2 separate regions of the Homo sapiens genome follow, and region 2 is linked to region 1. The links are chromatin loops, found by intact Hi-C in ENCODE. Cell type or tissue: OCI-LY7. All regions are shown on one strand. Each heading gives the region's core, and the rest is flanking DNA. Links, peaks and the distances in the headings are about the cores only.

The links. Hi-C counts contacts between places; a loop is a spot of excess contacts. Peaks named below come from ENCODE experiments on the same cell type or tissue, not always from the same donor. Only the 100,000 strongest peaks of a DNase experiment are listed, where the experiment ranks them.
Region 2: it touches region 1 in a loop (2.0-fold over the local background); 6 of 110 quality-filtered maps call a loop at or near these places.

The regions. Positions count from the first base shown.
Region 1 is chr3:107,267,794-107,278,849 of GRCh38, forward strand. All of the region lies in intron 1 of DUBR (DPPA2 upstream binding RNA), which reads left to right. Among named protein-coding and RNA genes, the nearest start is that of DUBR, 33 kb to the left of the region's middle. In OCI-LY7, for the core only: CTCF peaks have their summits at 4,190, 4,394, 5,296 and 5,497; a DNase peak (open chromatin) is centred at 4,198.
Region 2 is chr3:107,737,136-107,748,191 of GRCh38, forward strand. It overlaps BBX (BBX high mobility group box domain containing), which reads left to right. Exons shown (of 18, transcript NM_001142568.3): 8 at 7,495-7,575; 9 at 10,830-10,904. Among named protein-coding and RNA genes, the nearest start is that of LINC00635, 140 kb to the right of the region's middle. In OCI-LY7, for the core only: CTCF peaks have their summits at 4,362 (motif pointing left) and 4,563; a DNase peak (open chromatin) is centred at 4,346.

The DNA of each region.
Region 1 (11,056 bases), core at 1,137-9,136:
AGGAAAGTTGTATAACTCCCAAAGAGGGCTTACACTTAATACCCAGTTCAGAGAAGGCCATGGAAAATAATAAACTTGGAAGAAACTGCTAGAGGGCAAAGCCAGGGGTCACAGAAAGCAACAGACTAAAAAAAAAAAAAAAAAATTCTCAAGGACAGTAGAAATTGGCACTAATCAAAGGACTTCTCCTACTCCAGACTGACAAATCCTCACAATATTGGCTAAGTGGAATTTCAGAATTGCCATAGCCTAATGATTTTCCTGTGTCTTTCATTCTACCAATTTTTTAATGAGAATATTTACAGGTTGTCTTGTGCCTGTTTTACTAACTGTGCATTGGGGATGGAGGGTAGCAAACTGATCACTGTCTTTTCAGATCATGGGCTACACAACCATAAGGAGCCACATCTAGGACTAAAGGAGAGAATTTCACATCACTTGAACATCTTGGACCTAGAACTAGAAGCAGGGACTGACTCGATGAGATCTTGTGTTTTCCACTTAAGAAAGGGGCTCATTTATTCTATGTGTGGGAGGAAGCATGAAATTGGTATTTGATGACCAAAAGGGCAAACTATGGCAGAAGCTTATAGCTTATATGATACTTATCAAATGTTTTGTTGTTGTTGTTGTTGTTGTTGTTGTTGTTTTCTCCTGGGGATACTGGTAAGCTACATTTCCAGCCCTCTTGTGTGTAAGATGGGAACATATGTCAAGTTCGCACCAATGTAATGTGAGCAAAAGTGATGTGTGCCTTCCTGCCTGAGGCAGTTGAGAGCAGACGTGTCTTCTTCACACTATCCATCACTCTGAGGCGACAGTAAAGGCCCTTGTTGAGGATATCAGAGCTTTCTATGAAGGAGAGAAGGCCTGAGTCTCTGACACAGCAGCACTTGGAGGAGAGCCATTCAGGAAGACTGCCCAACATCTGCATTAGACTCATGTGAATGAAATAACTTGTATTATGTTAAGCCACAGAAATTAGCAAATTGTCCGTTACTCTGTTAGTAGCCTCTCTAAAGAATAGCTGTGTCTCAAATAATTTGGCCCTCCTTTCCCATTAGAGTTGATGGCCTCAGTATGGTTACCTGACCAAATTATCTTACCTAGGAATTTGAAGGTGGAACATGTACTAAGTCAGTTTGCTAGGAAAAGCCAAACTTTAAATCGATGTGGCACCCGGGGGCCCAAATGGTAAATTAGTGCCATAAGCAAGATTAAGTTGTAGAGAAACAGAAAATCCATGGGGAAGAAAAAAAGAGACAAAAACAGAAACCAAAAACAAGGTAAGTTTTCAGGGATAAGCAGGAGACAGATTAAATTAGCAGAGGAGAGCTATGAATATGCCACGCCCTGTGGCAGCCATGGATATGCGCTCCTTGAATCTCCCGTTAAACAAGAATTCGCCAACCATTAGCACCTCCAAGATATGCCTCAGCCTTTAGCTGAGGTTGTGTTCTTCCTGAGAAGCTTCAGCCAATTACTGGGCACACTGTGGGTGTGAGGGCCTGGCCTTTAATGCCTCATGTGAGACTCCTCAAATGGTAATCTTTGCTCACAATCTTTGCCCATTGTTGGATTGGTTGAGACTTTGTCAAGTCTGCATCACGGTTTGAGGTTCCCCCTGCCCTATCTGAGTTCTTCATTCTTTCCTTTCATGTCAGAGCAACAGCGTGATATGAAGGTTTTTCCTCCCCACTCTTGCTTCCTCTCCGTTTTATCTTTCATAGGCATTTCTCCTCCAATAAACCTCTTGCACTTTCAAGTCCATTTCAGTGTTGGCTCTTCCATGCCAGAATCTAAAGTCATTTTAAGATTTTTAGAGGTTCTAGGTATGAAAAAGATTGTGGTGTCCCTAACTGTAATTGTAAATATAAATAATATTTAATCATAAAATATATATGAAGCATTTCAACAAAATCCTTATTTTTTTCATAATGACTCCCCCAATGATTCTTTTGTTTGTTTGTTTGTTTGTTTGTTTTGAGACAGGGTCTCGCTCTGTCACCCAGGCTGGAGTGCAGTGGCATGACAATCATAGCTCACTGCAGCCTCAACCTCCTCAGTTCAAGCAATCCTTGCGCCTCAGCGCCCCCAAGTAGCTGGGACTATAGGCGCAGGACACCACACCTGGCTAATTTTTTTTGTAATGTTTTGTAGAGATGGGGGTCTCCGTATGTTGCCCAGGATGATCTCAAACTCCTAGGCTCAAGTGATCCTTCTGCCTCAGCCTCCCAAAGTGCTGGGATTACAGGCATGAGCCACCACACCCAGCCCCAATGTGTTTTTGCTTATTATTTTGAATTTGAAATTTCAAATCCCCCCCAAAAAAACTACCTCTATTTTGCTTGATCTTTAAATACATACTTATTATACCTTTGGGGTAATACAGAACTGCTTAAGCCTCACTTTGGGCTCAATCTTCACCCCAGTGAAGTTAAAATCTGAAATGGATTTGGGCTGGGATAAGGGATTGAGCTTGTATTAGTTATATATTGCTGTGCAATAAATAAATAAACCACAAACTTGGCAGCTGAGGACAAAACATATGTATTATCTCACAGTTTGTATGGATTAGGAATCTGTGTATGTCTAAGGAATCTGTGCACGTCTAGTTGGGGCCTGTCTTAAGGTCTCTCCTTGGCTGTGTTCACAAAGCTGGGGTCTCATCTGAAGGCTGGATGGGGAAGGATCCACTTCCAAGCTCACTTAGTTGTTAGCAGCCAACAGGCTTTTGAACTGAAGGTCTCAGTTCCTCACTGGCTATTGACCAGAGGCTACCATCAATTCCTTGCTAAAGGGACCTCTTCAACCTGGCACCTTGCTTCATTAAAGCATTATGTGGAGAAATCAACAGGGAGAGTCAACTAGCAAGATGGAAATCACAGTCTTTTGTAACTTGGATCAGGGAAATGATATGCCCTCAATGTTGCCAGGGAAGAGATCACACGAGGCAATAAATATCAGGAGGTGAGTCTCATTGGGGCCATCTTAGAGGCTGCAAAAATTTTTAAAAATTTATTATATTGATTAGTTGAACATTTAAAATGCTAAAAGTTGAACAATTATTCTTGGTACACATTAATGCATTTTAATCAGTTTCTTTGCTTTTAACATCATGTCTGGTATTTTTCTGAAGAATGTGTTTTTTAATATAATATTTAAATCTTTTTTAAATAAGATTACCTCCAGTGTTCTTAAAGTTACATTTTGTGATTAATAAAATTGAAATCATTATATTCTTCATTGGAAAAAATGAAAAAGGAACAAATCTTAAACCAAATGAGACAGTGGCATAAATCAGGACCTCTCTGGGCAGAGTAGAACAATATGTACTTCTTAACTACAGAAGCAGAGAGAAAGGGAGAGATAGAGATAGATAGATAGATATAGATAGATAGATAGATAGATAGATAGATAGATAGATAGATGATATTGATTTCCCATGCAGATGTCAACCGTCCTCATAACTGGAGGATATCATATTTCTAATGGTGAAACACTAGCAGCAAAAAGTAAGGGATACCAATTGTGAGAAACAAATCACAACTGCACATCAAATGTTTGCTGACATTGGATCTGTGCTGTCTTCCAGTTGTGCCATCCTATTTTACTCCTTAAGAAATGAGGAAATTCCTATTTGGGGGCATCAACTCTCCCTCGAGAAAAACAAAGCTGCTAAGTAAGATTCCACCTAGAAAAGGGGAAAAGCATATATCAGAGAAACACATTTATACCCCCACACAAAATAATAGCATGAGCTGTGTTTTAGAGGAGATAGGGTGCCAAACCAAATTCACTCCTCTTAAATCAAAGCTTCCCCAAGTGCAAGTACATGGCCACATTGGGGAACCAGATCCAAGTTAGAGAAAAAGGAAATTTAGTGACAATGACTGTTTCTTTTACCCTTCAGGGAAAAAAATCCAAGTAGAAAGCATCTCTTTTCCAGTTCAGGTTGAAGAGTCCTTTCCTCCTGTCACATGTTTAGTTGTCCCCTGAGGTTAGCGGTGCAAGCTCACACTCTCCAGAAGAGCCACACCAACCCAGCCTAAAATGGTTACTTAGCTTCATTAAATCAGGTCACAGTGAAAAGGATAAGCTTTAATTATCCACTGAAGTGATCTTTGAATCCAGTATCTCTGTTTTCTCAACATGATCTCGTAGCAGGAATTATTTCTCTCAAGAACCACAAGAGGGAGTATTCTTACTTCTTTGTCACTGTCCATCTCTGACACTGGATAGACAGTACCCTTCTGCGTTTTTTTAATGATAAGACATATTATTAAACAAGCTTCATTTTTATTCATCTAAAATATGAGTGATTATCTGTGTGTCTTTCCTATGTATTATATCCAGGACATTTTCTTAACCAGCCATGATAAAAGAGAAAGCAGACAGTATTTCATACTGGTTCTTTCTCTCACATTTATTATCTGGGGATTGTGAAGGAGGATTTCTTTGTCAAGTTGTGTTCAGCAAGTGCAAAATAGCAATGGATGATTCTCCCTAACTAGGAGGAAAGGAATCATTTATCTGGAAATAATTATACCACTGCTTTGAGCTAACCATCTGCCTAGTCCTTAAAAGGCTAAAAGCAAACCACAAACATGATTCTGTCCATTTTCATCATATGCCTATGAGGTAAAGAGGTGATAACTAATACTTTCTTCAATGACCAAAGTGCAGTACAAATCAGGAAAGTATCGATCTTATGTAAGATACCACATTGACTGTGTCAACTAAAGTAATATAATCTGCTAAAGTAAGCAACCCCAAATACCCACGAATTCACACACACACACATACACACACACACACACCATACACAAGGCTTATTTCTCACTCTGGTCACTGTCTGATGGGAGTTGGGTAACTAGTCTGGGCTGCTTTCTTCCAAGTGATGATTCAGTGATTCAGGTTCCTTCTATTGTGTCACTCCATCATCTTCACACTGAATTTTCTCTTGGCTGTCAAGTAAAGAGTGGCATAATTTCAGGGGCTAGGCTTGGAAGTAGTATACTTTGCTTCTGTCCCCTAGCCTGGCTAGAACCCAGTCACATGATCAACTTAGATGAAGAATGAGGCTTCCAGTATGCCAGGAAAGAGAATGCACAATTACTGAGCTTCTAGACCAGGAGTTTGTCTTGTTTTTGGTTTAGTTTTTGTTTTGAGACAAGGTCTCACTCTGTCACCTGGCTGGAGGTGCAGTGGCACCATTTTGGCTCACTGCAGCCTCCACCTCCTGGGCTCAAGTGATCCTCCCATCGCAGCCTTGTGAGTAGCTAGGACCACAGACAACAGGTGGCGTGCCATTACCACTAGTTAATTTTTGTTTTTTTTGTAGAGATGGAGTTTCACCATGTTGCCCAGACTGGTCTTGAACTCCTGGACTCAAGCGATCCACCTGTCTTGGCCTCCCAAAGTGGTGGGACTATAGACGTGAGCCACCACAGCTAATCTAGGCCTAGAGTTTTTGACATGGTTTTCATGGGATACCAAAAGTTCTGTTAGCTTAGATGGAAAGAAATTCCATTCTAACCTCAAACTGAAATTTAGCATTTCCTTCCATTATAAATGTAGGTATGATAGACACTGGTAGTGCCCAAAGCCATTTCTACTCAGTCCATCTGATTTCAGTGCAGCTGACATAAACAATTCCATGCATACTATCAGCGACTCTCTGCAGGTATGACATCTCTGTGGTTTTTGTTTTGTTTTGTTTGCTTTAAAGATTTATCTGAAGTCTTGGAAGGTCACTCAGTAGATGCAAGGTGCAGCTCAGAAGTGCGGAGGGTTAATAACCATGGGGACAACACTCAAACCATGCTAAACAGTAGTGTTTATGTAAACAGACCAGTCTCGAGTTCTTTAGCAAGATTATTCTGAGGCACATTCTATAAACTTCGAAGTTTGCAAGTAGCATTGAGTTCCAGTTATTCTCAGCAGCAACCAACACAGTAAGATTTATTGGCTTTTCTCTCTTTCTTGTCTTATTCTCCTCACTGTCTCACTTCTGTTTCCTGGGACTATCTCCCAAATAAACTACCTGCACCAAGTCATTATCTCAGCCTCTGATTTCATGACAATCCAATTTAAGCATTGGTGTGGGAAGAGGCTCTAGAAAAATGCCCCTCATTATAGACTTTGAAACTGAATTACTAAACAGTCAGATAGCAACTGTCACATGTGGCAAGTGTTGGGAAAGGAGCTAACTCCTAGATTGTTGTGGCCTCACAATGACTAAGAGGCTTATCTATGGCATATTGGGATGTGGTACAGGTGAAAGGCGTATGCTGCATCTATATCACTTGAATGGTATGGGGTAAATGTAATGAAAAGAACGGGATATGTAGGTATGACTGAGAGCCTAGAATGCCCAGCTTATCCTAAACTCTAGGTCATCAAAAGTAGTCTCTGCCCCTTGCTAGAAAAGCAGCCTTCTATTGCCAGGAGACCATGCAGTGATCTTAAAGTAGATGCTTGTAAGATAATGCTTAAGGCCTGCCCTCACTTCCCTTCATTGACTCCCCTTCCCTTCACTGACTCCCGGCCAGTAGCTAAAGACCTCAGCATAGTCCAAGCAAGGAAGAATACTTCTTGCTACAAGAGTAAATAGCTTACCAAAAGATTTGCAAATCCTGGCTCATGTGTACTGACAAAAGCTGGGAGTGGATCTTGAGAATAATAGACCTGAGGATATGGGGCATAATATAAGCCTCACAATGGGGCAGATGATTAACATGGTTGCACTCTCTCAAAAGTTAATGTACTAGCAAGGACACCTGGAGCCAGTTCTAAGATGACGCTGCAATGATTCTTTTGAGCTTGGACACGACACTGTCTTACAATAAATGAGTTAGAGATGACAGATTGTGTTCAGGGAGTTGATAAAGGGAACAAAATGATCATCAAATGGGCATCTTTAAATCGATTAATTATGTGAGCAATGAGAACCTACTGCCTGATTATGTTCCGTGGAAAGGGAAGACACATCCTTCTTTAGGGTGCAAGGAATGCACCAGTGAGGGGGACACCAGCATCACTGAGACACTCTTGGGTGACTCTACTTTGTAGCCCAGGATTGACTGGGGTAGATGCTATCTTGGGACTAGAATCCTTAGTGTCAGTGGGGATGGTAGAATTGCATAATAGTGGAGAACAACTAGTAGCATTTAACTATCAGAGGCAACATTGATATCATTACCATAACAGAAAGCAAGAGCATAGTTGCCACTTGTTTGCCTTGATTTGTAGAGATCTGTGGTCATGGTCATTAGACCATCGTGTCCTCAGAGCAAAGTATAAAAACAGTGAAAAGAACACCATATGCTTTAGCAGTCTGCCAAAAGGCTCAATGCATTAAAAAAAACAAAACAAAACAAAACAAAAAAAAAAACAGCTTTGATCAATCCTATCTCTGATAGTCTACCTACCTGCTTACCAAATATTCATTTTGCCCTTTCTGCTGTACATAGTATGCAGTCACAGTTCAAAAGAGGCAATTCAAAACAGTATCCACTCAATACATCAAGTTCATTCCAAATCTTTTAAAAATTACAAAACAATAAAATAAGTAGATATGTATTTTGTTCCTACAGTAAGTGATAAAACTCCTTCCATAGCAAGAGAAAACAGAGCTTAACAAAACACTCAGCTTCTATTTCACAAAAGTCTAGATACCTTTTGCTATGTAACAAACCTCTTCAAAACTTAGTGACATAAAATAATAGCAATATTTATATTTCCCAGAAATCTGAAATTTGACAAGGCTTGGCAGAGATAATGTGCCAAGCATCTTCTGGATTAGCTATGGATGTCAGCTAAAACACCTATACGTGCTGTCTATATGTGCACTCACAACATGGTGGCTAATTTCCAATGATGAGTTTCTCAAGAAGGAAAGCCACAAGGAAGCTGCTGACTTTTTTAGCCTGACTGTGGTGGTAGTGACACAGCATTACTTTTCAATGCATTCTATTAGTCAGATGCAAATGACAAATATAACACTGAACAATATTAAAGAGGAGGGTAGTTAAAGCAAACCTTTTGATGAAAAAAGTGTTAGGCCGGGCATGGTGGCTTATGCCTGTCATCCCAGCACTTTGGGAGACCAAGGCAGGCGGATAGCTTGAGTCTAGGAGTTTGAGACCAGCCTGGGCAATGTGGTGAAACCCCATCTCTACAAAAAATAATACAAAAAAATCAGCTGGGTGTGGTGGTACATGCCTGTGGTCCCAGCTACTTGGGAGGCTGAGATAGGAGGATCACCTGAGCTCAGGAGGTGTGGGTGGCAGTGAGCCAAGATCACGCCACTGCACTCCAGCCTAGGCGACAGAGTGAGACTCTATCTCAAAAAAAAAAAAAAAAAAAGTGATAAAAAGTTTGTGGACATGTTCACAAACCACAACATGCACACATAGTTTTCCCTTATTGATCTAACTGGCTGGCTACATGTATTAAAAAAAAATACTTGTTTGAAAATGTAAAACCTGAGGCTAATATAAGACTGGGCAGGATACTTACTGGATAGGCTCAATAATAGAATGGAAGTGACAGGAAAGAGGACTTGGGGACGGTACCTTTTGGTCTAGTATTTGTGGAATTGGCATCCCATAAGGAAAGAAAAAGAGGATGGTGCAGAAAAATATCTGAAGAAATAATGGCTGAAAATGTCCTAATGTTGATGAAAGTCACAGATTTACAGATTAAAGAAGTTTAGTCAACCCCAAACAGAATAAACGCAAAGAATTCCATGCCAAGATACATTATAATCAAACATCTGTAAACTAAAAATAAAGAAAAAAGATTTTTTTAAGCAGTGAGAAAGAAAGACATTAACTAGAAAATGGGAACAATAATTCAAATGACAGTGGATTTCTAAACTGAAATCATAGAGGCCACGAAGAAGTGACTCAACATTTTCAAGTGCAAAAGTTTCCTTCAGGAATAAAGAAAAAATAAATGCTTTCTCACATGACAGAAAACCAAGAGGATTTGTTGCTAGAAAACTTACTCCAAAAGAATTGTTAAGGGAAGTTTTTCAGATCAAAGTAAAATGAAAAGTAAAAGGAAGACTTTGAATATCAGGAATAAAGAGAAAGCAACAGAAATGGTAGATACTTGGGTAAATATAACTTCTCGAGCTCTTAAAAATACATTTGATAGATAAAAACAAAATTGTCATATTATCTGATGATTTATTTAATGTACATCAGTGAAATATGTGGGGAAAGTACAACATAAATTGAGGAATATTAAAGGACCTATATGGTGCTAAGCTTTCTTCATTCTAACTGAAGTGGTAAAATATAGATTCTAAAGAGATCATGAAAATTAAATATGCATACCTCTTGATTGACCACTACCTAAACTGTTAAAAAAAAAAAAAAGAGAAAGTCAAGCACACAATAGATAAATTAAATGGAATACTACAAAAGTTTATATAATCCAGAGGAAGGACATAAAGGAGAAACAGAATAGCAGAATATGGAAAAGGAAAAATAGAAAAAATAAAATAAAATTGTAGACCTAAATCCAAATATACCAATATTACATTAAAGGTACATAGTCTAAACACATAGAGATTGTCAGGAAAGATTTACAGAGAAAAACTGTAGGCAGGTTAAAGGTAAAAGGATGGACAAAGTATATCATGTAAACACTAATCAAAGGAAAGCTAAAGTGATAAGAAGGGATATTACATTAATATAGATAAATTTACCAAGAAGCCAAAACACTTCAAAATGAATATGGACATAACAACAGAGCATCAAAATATGTGAAGCAAAAACTGACAGAAAAGAAAGAGAAACAAACTCATAATTATATTTGACAACCTCAGTTTCTCTCAGTATTTAACAGAACAAGCAGACAAAAATCAGAAAGGATGCAGAACTGAGTAACAGTATCCACTAAGTGGATTAAATTCATATTTATGAAAAACTTCATCAAATAAAGCAAAGTACAATTTTTCAAGTGCACATGGAATAATCACCAATATAGACTATATCCTGAGTTACAAAACAAAACTTAAATTTTAAAAAATTGATACCATACAAAATATATTCTCTAAGCATAATAGAATTTAACTAGATATCAGTAACATAAAGATAACCGAAAAATTTCTAAACACTTGGAAATTAACATGCAATAAACAACCCATAGGTCAAAGAGAAAATTCATGGAAAGTTAAAAAATATATTATACCCGGCCAGGCGCAGTGGCCCATGCCAGTAATCCCAGCACTTTGGAAGGCTGAGGCGGATGGATCACTTGAGGTCAGGAGTTTGAGACTAGCCTGGCCATCATAGCGAAACCCCGTCTCTACTAAAAATACAAAAAAATTAGCCGGACTTGGTGGCACGTGCCTGTAATCCCAGCTACTTGGGAGGCTGAGACTGGAGAATTGCTTGAACCTGGGAGGCAGAGGTTGCAGTGAGCCGAGATCACACCATTGCACTCCAGCCTGGGCAACAGAGCGAAACTCCATCTCAAATAAATAAATAAATAGAGGGGAAAAATTAGTTTTTATTAACCTTTGAAAAGGTTAATAAAATTAATAAAGCTCTAGCAAAACTGAAAAAGAAGAACAGAGAGAAGACATAAACTACCAACAACAGGAGTGAAATAGGGGATATCATTACAGACTCTACAAAAATTAAAAGGAAAATAAGGGAATGCTATGGACAATTAATTATATATAAATTCAATAATTTATATGAAATGGACCAATATCTCAAAATCCATAAACCAACAACACACATCCAAGATGAAATCAATATTCCTGAGCAACCTTATAACTATTAAAGAAACTGAATTTTTTAATGAAAAAAATCTTTTAAACAAGAAATCTCTTGGCTTAGATTATTTCACTTGCATATTTAAAGATGAAATAGCATCAATTCTGTAGTCTCTTCCAGAATATAAAAGCTTAGGGAACACTTCCCAAATCTGTTTATGAGGCCAGAATTTCTCTGATATCAATACCAGACAAAAAGGTCAACAAAGTAAAATAAATCTACAGAGCAGAATCATTCACTCCTGAACACTGACATGA
Region 2 (11,056 bases), core at 957-8,956, 470 kb after region 1:
AATAAAAGCTGTAAGGCACTTTTAACTCTCCTGCAAATAATTCTTGTAGGTATATATTATTGCCATTAGTTATTCTAGGCATTTCATATTCAACTTGCAAGTTTAAATTATATCAGACATTTCTCCCACAGGCTGATACGCTTTACCAGCAACATGCATACATACACACAGAGAGAGAGAGAGAGAGAGAGAGAGAGTTCTTGTCTATTGAAAACTTAGCAGAAATTACCGTTGTAATTTACTATCTTTATCATCAGGTGCTCAAGAAGGAGACAATTTTTTAATATCTGGGAAAAATCAGTATAGGAAGTCCAAAGTCAGCAGAGTAGCTGAGTTAGTGTCAGATTAGTGGAGAAGATGCTAATAGATGATGGCACACCTCCATAAAAGGACTGTAAAGGTCGTGTTCTCTGAGAATTGAACAGTGCTGAACTGTGTGCCATCTTTTCTTATATTTAATTACATGACAAGTGTTTATTGAATGCCTTGTATGTGTAAGGCATGTCAGGGAACAAACCAGACAGCCTGAAGCTGATATTGTCTTAAGGTTCAAGTTTTTAGATATAGCAAATTCTTCACATGATACTTCTAGCTTAAAAGGAAATCACATTGATTTTCGTTTGTTCACCATGATCTGCCTATTTTAAAATGTTTACAGCTTATGCATCAAGATTTCTTAAAATCCAAAAATATAGGTTAAATATTGCTTATTCAAAACGCTTGGGACCAGAAGTACTTCAGAGTTCCAGTTTTTTTTTTTTTTTTTTTTTTTTTTTTTTAACTATTTGTATGATCCTTACCTTTTGGGCATCCCAAATCCAAAAAATTGAGATCTGAAATGCTCTAGTGAGCATTTCCCTTTAGCATTATGTTGGCACTCAGAAGGTTTCAGATTTTTTTGAGCATTTCAGATTTTTGGATTGGGGATACTGAACCTGTAATAAATATATTTTGCCTTGTAAGTTTGTAATATCAATCTGTCACCTCCTCCAGGAAGTCCTTCATGATTTCTTGAGCCATATTCAATTCTCTGTTTATTCTAATCTCTTATATCCCATATTGTTAGTTTCATACCTTACAACACTGATTATATTTAGTTTTATAATTTATTATAAACTGTATAATAAAAGTCATATTTTAAAAAATTTTCTTATTGTATTATATGTAAGTATTGTCTCTAGAAGACTAAGAAACTTGGGATCAAGAACAATGACAAGATTTAAACTGCAGCAGGTCTACCCACTTGCCTGGAGAATAGTTGTTATTATATCACAACTAACATGTATTGAACATTGCCTCCAAGGCTCAATTCTTAAGTGTATTCCGTAAGACTAACTCTTAATCCTTGTAACAATTTTGTGAGTTAAGTCTTATTTACCTTATAAGTAAATATTTACCATTAGGTGAGGAAACAGAGGCAGAGAAGGGTAAAGTAACAGCCCACGATGGTGAGGCTACAAAGTGGCAGAACTGGGATTCCAACGCCGGAGGACTAGCTTCAGTCTTCTTGCAGCACGCAGGGGCCTTGGTGATTCAGCCTCTGACAATCCAACCTTAGCTCTGGCCACTTCTCCTGTGTCCTGTGTCCTGTGTCCTGTGCTGCACCCTTACTGAAGCTCATCACTGCCAGAGCAGGGGCATTTTGTGAGTGCTTTCTGGGGCCAGGCACTGTGTTCACAGTTGACATTGAGTATCTCATTCTCTCAAGAACCCTCTGAGGCTGGTTTATTATTTTCCCCATTTTGTAAATGAGGAAACTAGGTCAGAGAGGTGAAATAACTTCTCAAAGGTCGTAGAATGAGGAATTCATAATACTAGAATTACACCCACATTGTTTTTCATTAAATGATGAGATAGGCAAAAATCTGAGACACAGAAAGGTTGAATTTTACCAATATTTGTTGGATAAAGGAATGATTATGTCCACATCTTAAATGCTGAGTTTTTAACAATTTTAAACAAATACAGATTTAAATAAAATGGAAACTTTTCACTTTCTTTATTCTAATTTCTAACATCAATGAAATGAGGCTATTTATATGTTCCTGCTTGTTGGTGTATTTGAATTAATTAGATATGTGCCTCCTTTAGGCTGCTAAATTTGACTATTCCAGAATACTTTAATCCATTGAATTCCAAACTCCTTGCCCCAGTTCCTACCTGAACCTCATCAAAACTTTTATTCCCTTCTCATAGTTTTATAGCTTACTTTATTTAAATTCTACACTGAAAAGGAAATGGGCTCTCTGAGCTTCCTCTTTTCTTGGGTGGCTCCCCCTTTATGTCACTCTTCACTGCCCACTTTGGCTGGACCTGCCCATCCAAATCCAATGGTAGAACCCAGCCTCTACCATCTGTCCACTGTGGGGCTCAAGCCCAGATAATTGGGTCCTTTTACCCAGCTTGATTGACAAATCACACATCCTCCGTAAGTCCCTAAGCTGCGTTGATGAAATTGAGTATGCTCGTTGGGCTCTCAGAGATGAAGGCAAAGGTAGAGTGGAAGGTGGGCAGAAAGAGAGCTGGGCTCGAAAGAGAAGGGTGGAGAGCAGGAAGATAAAGGAGGCATCCTTCACAAGAGAGGTGTGGTTATTGTCAATTAGGTGGTTGTTGGAGAGCACATTGATGTACACTGTTGCATTTTATTCTCACAGTTTACTGTGAAGAAGGCAAGTAGACAGAGTGGCATTGTACCTACTTTATCAAATGAGGAAACTGAGGCAGAAAGGTGATCGGAGTTATCTCAATTGCTACTGCAGTTATTTTTACAACTGGCCTGGAGTCTGTTCTGGACTTTCATACTAGTGCTCAGCCACACAGATTATAATGTTAGGAGAACTTGACTCATGGGGTAAAATCCATACTCCAGCAGCCCTGATGCCCTGAGTAAAACCAAGGATGTGTTCTTCCATTTAGCCAGATGACTCGACATGTATTCTGCTTGTGGGAGAGCTCAACTCTATGTGGTGCTGTTGGGTTATGCCCCCCGTGGCGGCCCAGGACTCTTCTCAGATGTAGTGCACCGCTTGTGTCAGGTAGCCGAGTGCAGTGCGTTAGTAACCAGCTTCTCCTTTAACTCTCAGATGGAATCCTCTACCCCAAAACCATCTCTTCTCATAAAAGACACTCACTGCCTCCTTCCAAACCTCCTTCCATCTCTCAAATTTCCTCTTTCAGTGAAAGCTTTAACTTACCTTGGAAACACAGGCATTGTGTTTCTGACCCCTTTCCCTCAGCTCTGACATCTTTCCAGACAATTACTGAAGCCTGGCAGTTACCATCTTTGATTCAGTTGGAGTCTCACATCTCAAATGGCTTATTTCCTTAATCTTCTAATTAGCCTCCTGCCTCCAGTCATCCCCAGACAGCGTCACCCTGCACTCCACTGACAGAATTACCTGACTACACATCTCTCTGACTGAAAATCTTGGCTGGCTCCTCACTGCCTCCAGCCCAATTTTCAAACTTCTTCATGTAGAATTCAGATTCTCCCACTATACTCCAATGCATCTTATTCTTCAGCCACACTGAGAAAGTCACTCTCTCAAACACACTGTGTTCTTACCTTCATACTTTCCCACCTCCTGTTACCGTATCATTTCTACACTTGTGAGAGAACTGGTTTTCCTAAGGTGTATCTTAGATGTTATCTATCTTCCACCTGTTCCCACACAGAGTGAAGGCTGCCTCTCCGTCCTCCTGTAGACCTTGTAATATTCTACCATTATGCACTTACATTTTTGTATATGATGTTGCTGTCCCCTGCATATGAGTTGCAAGCAACTAAGGCTTAGGCACATTTCCTTTGGTCATCATTTTATTCCCTAACACATACTAGATACAAGTAGAATACAAGCTTCTTGAAAGTAGCAGTCTTTGTGTCTGGCATGTCATAGGTGCCTATTAAATATTTGTTGAATGAGTGAGTAATCAATAAATGTTTGAATTAGCAAGGGTAGGAACGTATGGCTCAGATACTACCAGTGCAATACTCCTTTTGTTGACCGTGTGTTCATGCCGGCAGTGCATGGTTGTGGTCCTGTGTTTTGCAAAGTAAGGACAGGCTCATGATAACAACCTAGCTTTCCACACTACTCACAATGCATGTAACTGGCTTGATCTTGTTTTATATCAGGAGGCCAGTTCACTTTTTTATGTATTCAATTTCACTATGTGAATTGCTCCTGTGAAAAAAACTGCATTATTGTAATTCTTAATTATACTAATCACTCCCCTTCCATGGTTATTGAGAATTATAACTAAATCAAAGAGAGGATTGAATTTGGGGAAATCAAATGAATATGTACTTAACAAAAATCCCGTTAGCTATTTTTGTTTTTGGGCATATAGCAACACCTAGTGGCTTTATCGATTATTTCAGAGACTATTTCTAGAAACAGCTTCTTGGGTTTTTTTCTCCCTTATTAAATAACCACTACTTATTTAATATTTTTTCTTTCCTCTTAATTAACGAACAAATATCTTTGACTATTTTGTATTTAGAAAGTAAACTGGCTCTAGCATAGGAATAGATATTACAGAATTGATGTTTATCCATAAAAAGTGTGGCCCACCTAATAAAAATAAGTGAAGTACTTTAAATGCAGACATCACAATGATATGGCACAATATTTTAAACATTTCACAACATCTAGAACCTTCTGAATAATGACATTACTCAAATGGGAGCCTTTTGTGGGAAGTATTCTCTCCCTTTTATATAGATAGAATTTCTTATTTCTTTATCAAATTCATGTGTAGATCAGTGTATCCACAGATATATACATTTTATGGGTTGCCTTACTTATCAAGTACTCAATAATGAATTCTTCATATTTATATTTGCCATGTCATTGAACCATTTTTATATTTTGAGATTTTAGATCCCCAGAAGAAATATGTCTAACCTGTATCACACAGATTTCTGCCTTCTTAATAAATGATATATTTTACAATTTTTCTTACGTTGACAACTTAGAATTATAGTTGTAAATAATTATTGCATTGAGCTGATGCCTTCTTGAGAAATTTGGGGGCTGTTTTCCCTATTCAATTTGTTTTAGACAGACTCTAGTGCTTTATGAAACATTTGTATCTGTTCTTTACAGCTTTTCTGTCTTCTCCTTCTGTCTTATCCTGCTGCTGGCATTGTTTCTTTCCTTCCCAACCCTCCTTTTTCTTTTTTTTTTTTGTCGGCCCTCTTGGCCCCTTCTGATACGCTGCCTCTATTCTTTTGTGGACTAGAGGGTCAGCTAACCAAGTCAGCTAACTACATAGCTTAGTACTCTCCCAATTCTCCTGGCTCCTAATTTTGTGCTGTTTCCACTATACTATACTGAAGATGTATGCTAAATCCGTAATGCTTTAAAGTAAGAATAACTAGGTTTTAAGAGAGGACATGGTCCACTAGAGTAAAATCCACAGCATTAGTGATTCTATTACTGTTATTTTAGCCATTGGATAGCATTTGTTGTACTCCTGGCCAGGTCACTGAGATTCTTCCTATTCACATACATATGGAGAGAATTAAGTTAATAGATATTCATTGTGCCACCCCCTCTTTGTCAGGAGCATGATAAGCACAAACATGTGTAGACTTATTTGATTGCATGCTAAAATTGACAAACCATGTACAGGATTATAGATGCCTTCATAATTATGTGTTCATATAGGAAGTTTTATATAAGACCATCCATCCTAAAGATTTGCAAACAGTATTATTGAACTTTTAAACTTTCTGACTTGATGTGTTGTCGTGGCCAAATAATCTATAAATGACACTTAAAAGAAAGTTGAATTTTCTTCATGCTGTTAATGTGAACTCTAAGCCATAGGGTAATTTACCTCCTCATAAATGGTCACTATTTCTTGTGAATTGTGGGATCTGAAATAAGCATGTATGTCATATAGACTTTATGCAGTGGAGCAACTCTAAATAATAATACGTTTAATTCCAAATATATTTTATAGATTTCTGTCTTATGCACACCTGTTTTATTAAAGTTTTATGAAGACATTTTATAATTTTCAAAAAGTCCTAAGCTTGAATGTAAGTAAAATTTTGATTATTTACCAAATAATCTAGGAGCCAAAAATATATTTTTTGATAAAGCAGAGAAGTTGATTTTTTTAAAATACCTCTAAATTATAAAGATATATTTTGTTCTGGTATTCCTACCAATAAAGGAGTTCTCAATTTTTTGTGGCTACGAATTTCAGGATTTGTTGGCCTTTTTAATTCATTTTGTGTCTCCTTGGTGGGACATTTGGCACAGCATATCAAATAGTGACAATAAGAGAGTCAGGCTTTGCAGCCAAACCACAGGTGGCAAATTAATAAAAGCTTCTGCACCTTCACTAATGTGCTTATCTCTGGGAGAAGGTGACCATTACTCTTTAAAATCCAAAGGTGACAATTAAAATTTCAAATGTTTGCTCCTGCCCAGTGGCCTGTGACATTGTTAGAGAAACACGTCCTCAATGTCTTAAGAGGGTCAGTGAGAAACTGTTTTTAGGAGCATAATCTGGGTAACTAGTAGCTCTTTCCATAGGATTTATCCATCAAATATAATCACATGCAGCTATTAAAATTACACTAGAGAAGACTTAGTGATGCAGAAAAATTAATATTAAAGTTTTTTTAAAAAAGAACATTCTGTAACTGTGGTAGAATATTCTATTTTTGTTAAAAAATTACACAACTGGAAGAATATATAAGAGTATTAACAGTACTTATCTTTGGGAGGTAACATTGTAGGTGATTTTTCTTCTTTGTTTTAGTGGTTTTTTTTTTTTTTTTTTTTTTTTTCAGATTTTTAACAGTGAACTTGGATTATTTTGTAATCAGAAAACAAGTTATTAAAAAGTATTTGTAACTTTCATTTTTTTCTTTAAAGTGAAAGATTATTTTTCCCCCTAGACTCTCTAACTTCATTATTCAGGAAAAGTGGGAAGGAATCACACTGAATTGGGGTTAAGAGAACTGTTGTCAGCTTTCATTAGTTCACTCCACAAATACTTGTTGAGTATCTACATTGTGCCCAGGCAGTGTTGGGGATAATGCATTAAATAAAGTCTCTGGGAGAGGATGTACAATAAATAAATATTTACATCTTGTGGTGATCAGTGTTTAATAAAGATGGGATTTTTTAGCATTGGGAGAGGAAGTGTCAAAGTTTCTTCCTCTTTGAAAAGTGAGAGGTTTAGATCACAGGAATAATGAAATCCTTCCCTCTCTAACATTCTAAGCTTCCTATGACTTTTGAATAACAGTTGACTACCAAAGCAGTTGTCACAAAGCAAATGCAAAAGTGGGTCAATGTTAGCATTGAGATAAAAGAGGAAATGTATATCCTGAGAAAAATACTTGATTAAAAAGTGATGTTTCTGTAACTGTTGTTGATAATAAAGATCGCAAATGAAGATAGAGCATTAAATGTTTACCTAACACAGTAAATAGTACAAAAGAAAATATGATATCTTTCTTTGTTTCAGGTATCCTCTGGCACATGCAGGCCTGATGTTTCAGAATCTCCTGAATTACGTCAGAAGTCACCATTGTTTCAGTTTGCCGAGGTAATATATTACAATTGATACTTAACTAATGAGGAAATTGTAAAGTGGGCTTAAATTGGGGCTGATAACAGTAACTGAAAGCAATGAAGAACTCTACTCAGCTCAACCATAAGTGGGAAAATAGAATCAAATTTTGGAAAAGATATTTTGGGTCTCTAGAGTTCTTAATTAAGAAATAACTACATTTATGCGTTTATAGAAGCTTATCATTAAAGTCATACTAAATATTATTAACCTCATTACTAATTTTTACTCATGGATAGTAAGGTTAAGAATATATTGAATTACTATTAGAATTTAGTCATTTGTTGATGTGTTTATTTGATAAAACAGAAGACAAAATCAGCTCATGGTTATTGGCTATGCAGCTAATCTATGCATTTCTTTTTCTTTTCTTTTTTTAGTGCACTTTCATCTTAATTGAAACTTTAGCATGAGGTTGGCAGTTTTCAAAGTCTTCTTTTGTCAGACTTGTTCAGCTCAATAGGTCTCTTGACACTGGTTCAAAGAGATGGTGTATAAAAGCACATTGTCCTTGATATCAAGTCTAAAGTTTAAGACTGCTCAGAATATCTTAATTTACTCTGGAACTCAATATGAGCCCTCACTGATACATTTTTTTCTTAAACTTTAAGCCACCTGGTCTTTCCTTGATCATTTGAATTGTCTTTGACTACACATTCTTCACCACTGTCATCCTTCCTGGTGTTTGCCCAACTGTTTTACAGTTTTATACAGGGGGAACATTTTTTGTTTTTTATTTTTTTTTAAGAGAGAGTCTCAATCTGTCATCCAGGCTAGAGTGCAGCAGCATGATCATAGCTCATTGTAACCTGAAACTCCTGGGCTCAAGGGATCCGCTTGTCTCAGCCTCCTGATAGCTAGGACTGCAGGCACATGCCACCATGCCCAACTAATTTTTTTTTTTAAACAGGGTCTCACTATGTTGCCCAGGCTGTTCTTGAATTAGTGATCTCAGGCGATCGTCCCACCTCAGCCCGTCAGAGTACTGGATTACAGGGCATGAGCCACCATGCTCAGCCTGCACTCTTTTTTGTCAAAAGCAGTTATAAACATGTTAAATAAGATTGGTCCCAACTTTGAAAGCAGAACGGCTTAAGAGATGATCCTTGAACCTCTAAAGATCTAATGATACCTCTAAAATTTCACAGGAAATTTTGGATATGTTAGCATGTGTACATTTTTGTGGCTTCTAACAGCATATCTAAGATCCAGAGAGATCCCTGATCCTATTGCTTTTATATAAAAGGTCTCTATCTCCAGGAGCTCCTATTTATGTTATTAATTGAAATCTTTATCTTAATTTATAATAACATCCCCCTCCCCCTTTTTTTAGAACTTCTGAGATACTTTTCACAAAATTGGATGGATTGTAACACTGGTTCTATTTTGTTCACTGCTTGATTTAATTCTTAAAGGAATATATTGTATTTAGGTATAACCTACAATATTTGTGTATTTCCCCTTATATAAATTGTTTATTTTTTTCTAACTTTTATAGAGGGTTGGTAGGGATGAAAAGTGATGTCTGAAATAAGTTGTACTGAGTTTATAATTCCTAAGATTACAGGAAGATTTCTCTGGGTTCATTTTTGCATTCTGTCATACTTGCACATGGTGGTCACTTGAAATGATAAGATTCATGGTTTGACCAAGAAAAGTTCTAAAATTTTATCCTTGAATGTCTTCAGAACACTTGGTTAGATCTTACAATGGATAAAATGGTTTATTTCTACCTAGTTTGTTAAATTGGATTTGGTTGATATTTGTTCTTCTTACTGATATTTATTCTAAAAATCCTTATCAGATTAAAAAGCACAGTAGAATGAAATTTTCCTGATGGCTTCAGCAGTGAATACAATTAATTACTCAGTCAGTCTCTCTACTAATTTTTTTTTTTTAATTTTGAGACAAGGTCTTGCTATGTTACCCAGGCTTGTCTTAAACTCCTGGGCTCAAGTGCTCCTCCCACCTAGCCTCCCAAAGTGCTGGGATTACAGATGTGAGCCACACTATGCCAGCCTCCTGATTCTTTCCCATTCCTAAACATCACTTTTATATGTATAACTACGTGGCCCTGTTGTTTTTCTAACCAGTTTAACTAAAACGAAAAAGCAGTTTTTGTGATGAAAGAGTTTTGATGAAGTGGATTTACTGCTTAGTAAGTACCCTTTGATGGAGTTGTTGGTGAACAGTTACTTGAAGGAAAGACTTGTGGGATTGGGAATGGGCTGAAGTTATTATGATGCCCAGGCTTTCTGCTCCTGTGACCCACTTTTACCCTGTATTATAGCTGAAAAAAAGTTTTTTTCACTTTGGAACCAAAATTACTAACTCACCTTGCTCCCAAAATGTCCTTGAAAAGTATTTCCACATGTTCCTCTGAGCAAAGTTGAAGAAAGCTACCATAATTGCCAACTGGAAACAAAAGGTCCCCTAGTTGAATCAAGTGTAGGGTGGCAGACTCTTCCATTCATTGTCACACACTAACGTGTGAGTGTGTGTGTGTGTGTGTGTGTTTGTGTTGGGTGGGAGGACGCAGGTGCTATGAAAGAAGAAAATGCTTTTCATATTTAGTAAACAATTTATTGAGTTCTGGTGCCATGCTAGGTAACATCTTTTATGGCTTATTTTTTTTCACCATAATCCTCTAAAATGCAGATTATTATCATCATCATCAATTTACAGTGGTGAAAAATAAGTCTTAGAAAGTTTAGCTGAGCTGGCCAAGGTCATGTTGTGGGTAAGTAGCAGAGCTGAGATTCAGTCTCCCAGATACCCTGACCCATATCCATATGCTTCACCAACACTGCATCACAGCTGCCTCTAACTAGAGAACAGCTTGGAAGGAGTGGTATTGGGAAGAGAGTGAGGGAGTGGCTTCACTTGCAACCTCCAGCTTTTAACAATATACATTTTTTCCTTTTTTTTTTTTTAAGTAAGGAAATTTATGTCAACAGGTCTCCTTAACTGCTGTTTGATATATACCTGGTACCCTTACCAAAGACATGGCAAATGAGCCATACTCAGTCTTTGTTCTTTATAATCATCTGTTTTTAGAAACATGGCCTTTGTCTTCCCTTATCATTTATACTGCTCTTCTAAAGGGATTGAGGGTAATGACTCATTTTTAAATCTTTATCAGTGTCTACAGTTGAAAATATATGGCAGAATCTTATGATCTGATGTGGAAAAATGTCATTGTATATTAAAAATTGCTTGTTTCCTTTCAGATATCTTCAAGTACGTCCCACTCTGATGCTTCTACAAAGCAGTGTCAAACATCTGCCTTGTTTCAGTTTGCAGAGGTATGGCCTTTTTAAAATGCTTTTTAGGCTAAGAAAACTTGTTGAGCTCAGGAATACTGGAATGGAGTTTTAATAATGTATAGTGAACTTTAGGCATGCCTGTTGTCATTATTAACATAATACACATAACAGAATATTTATTGCTTTTTCTG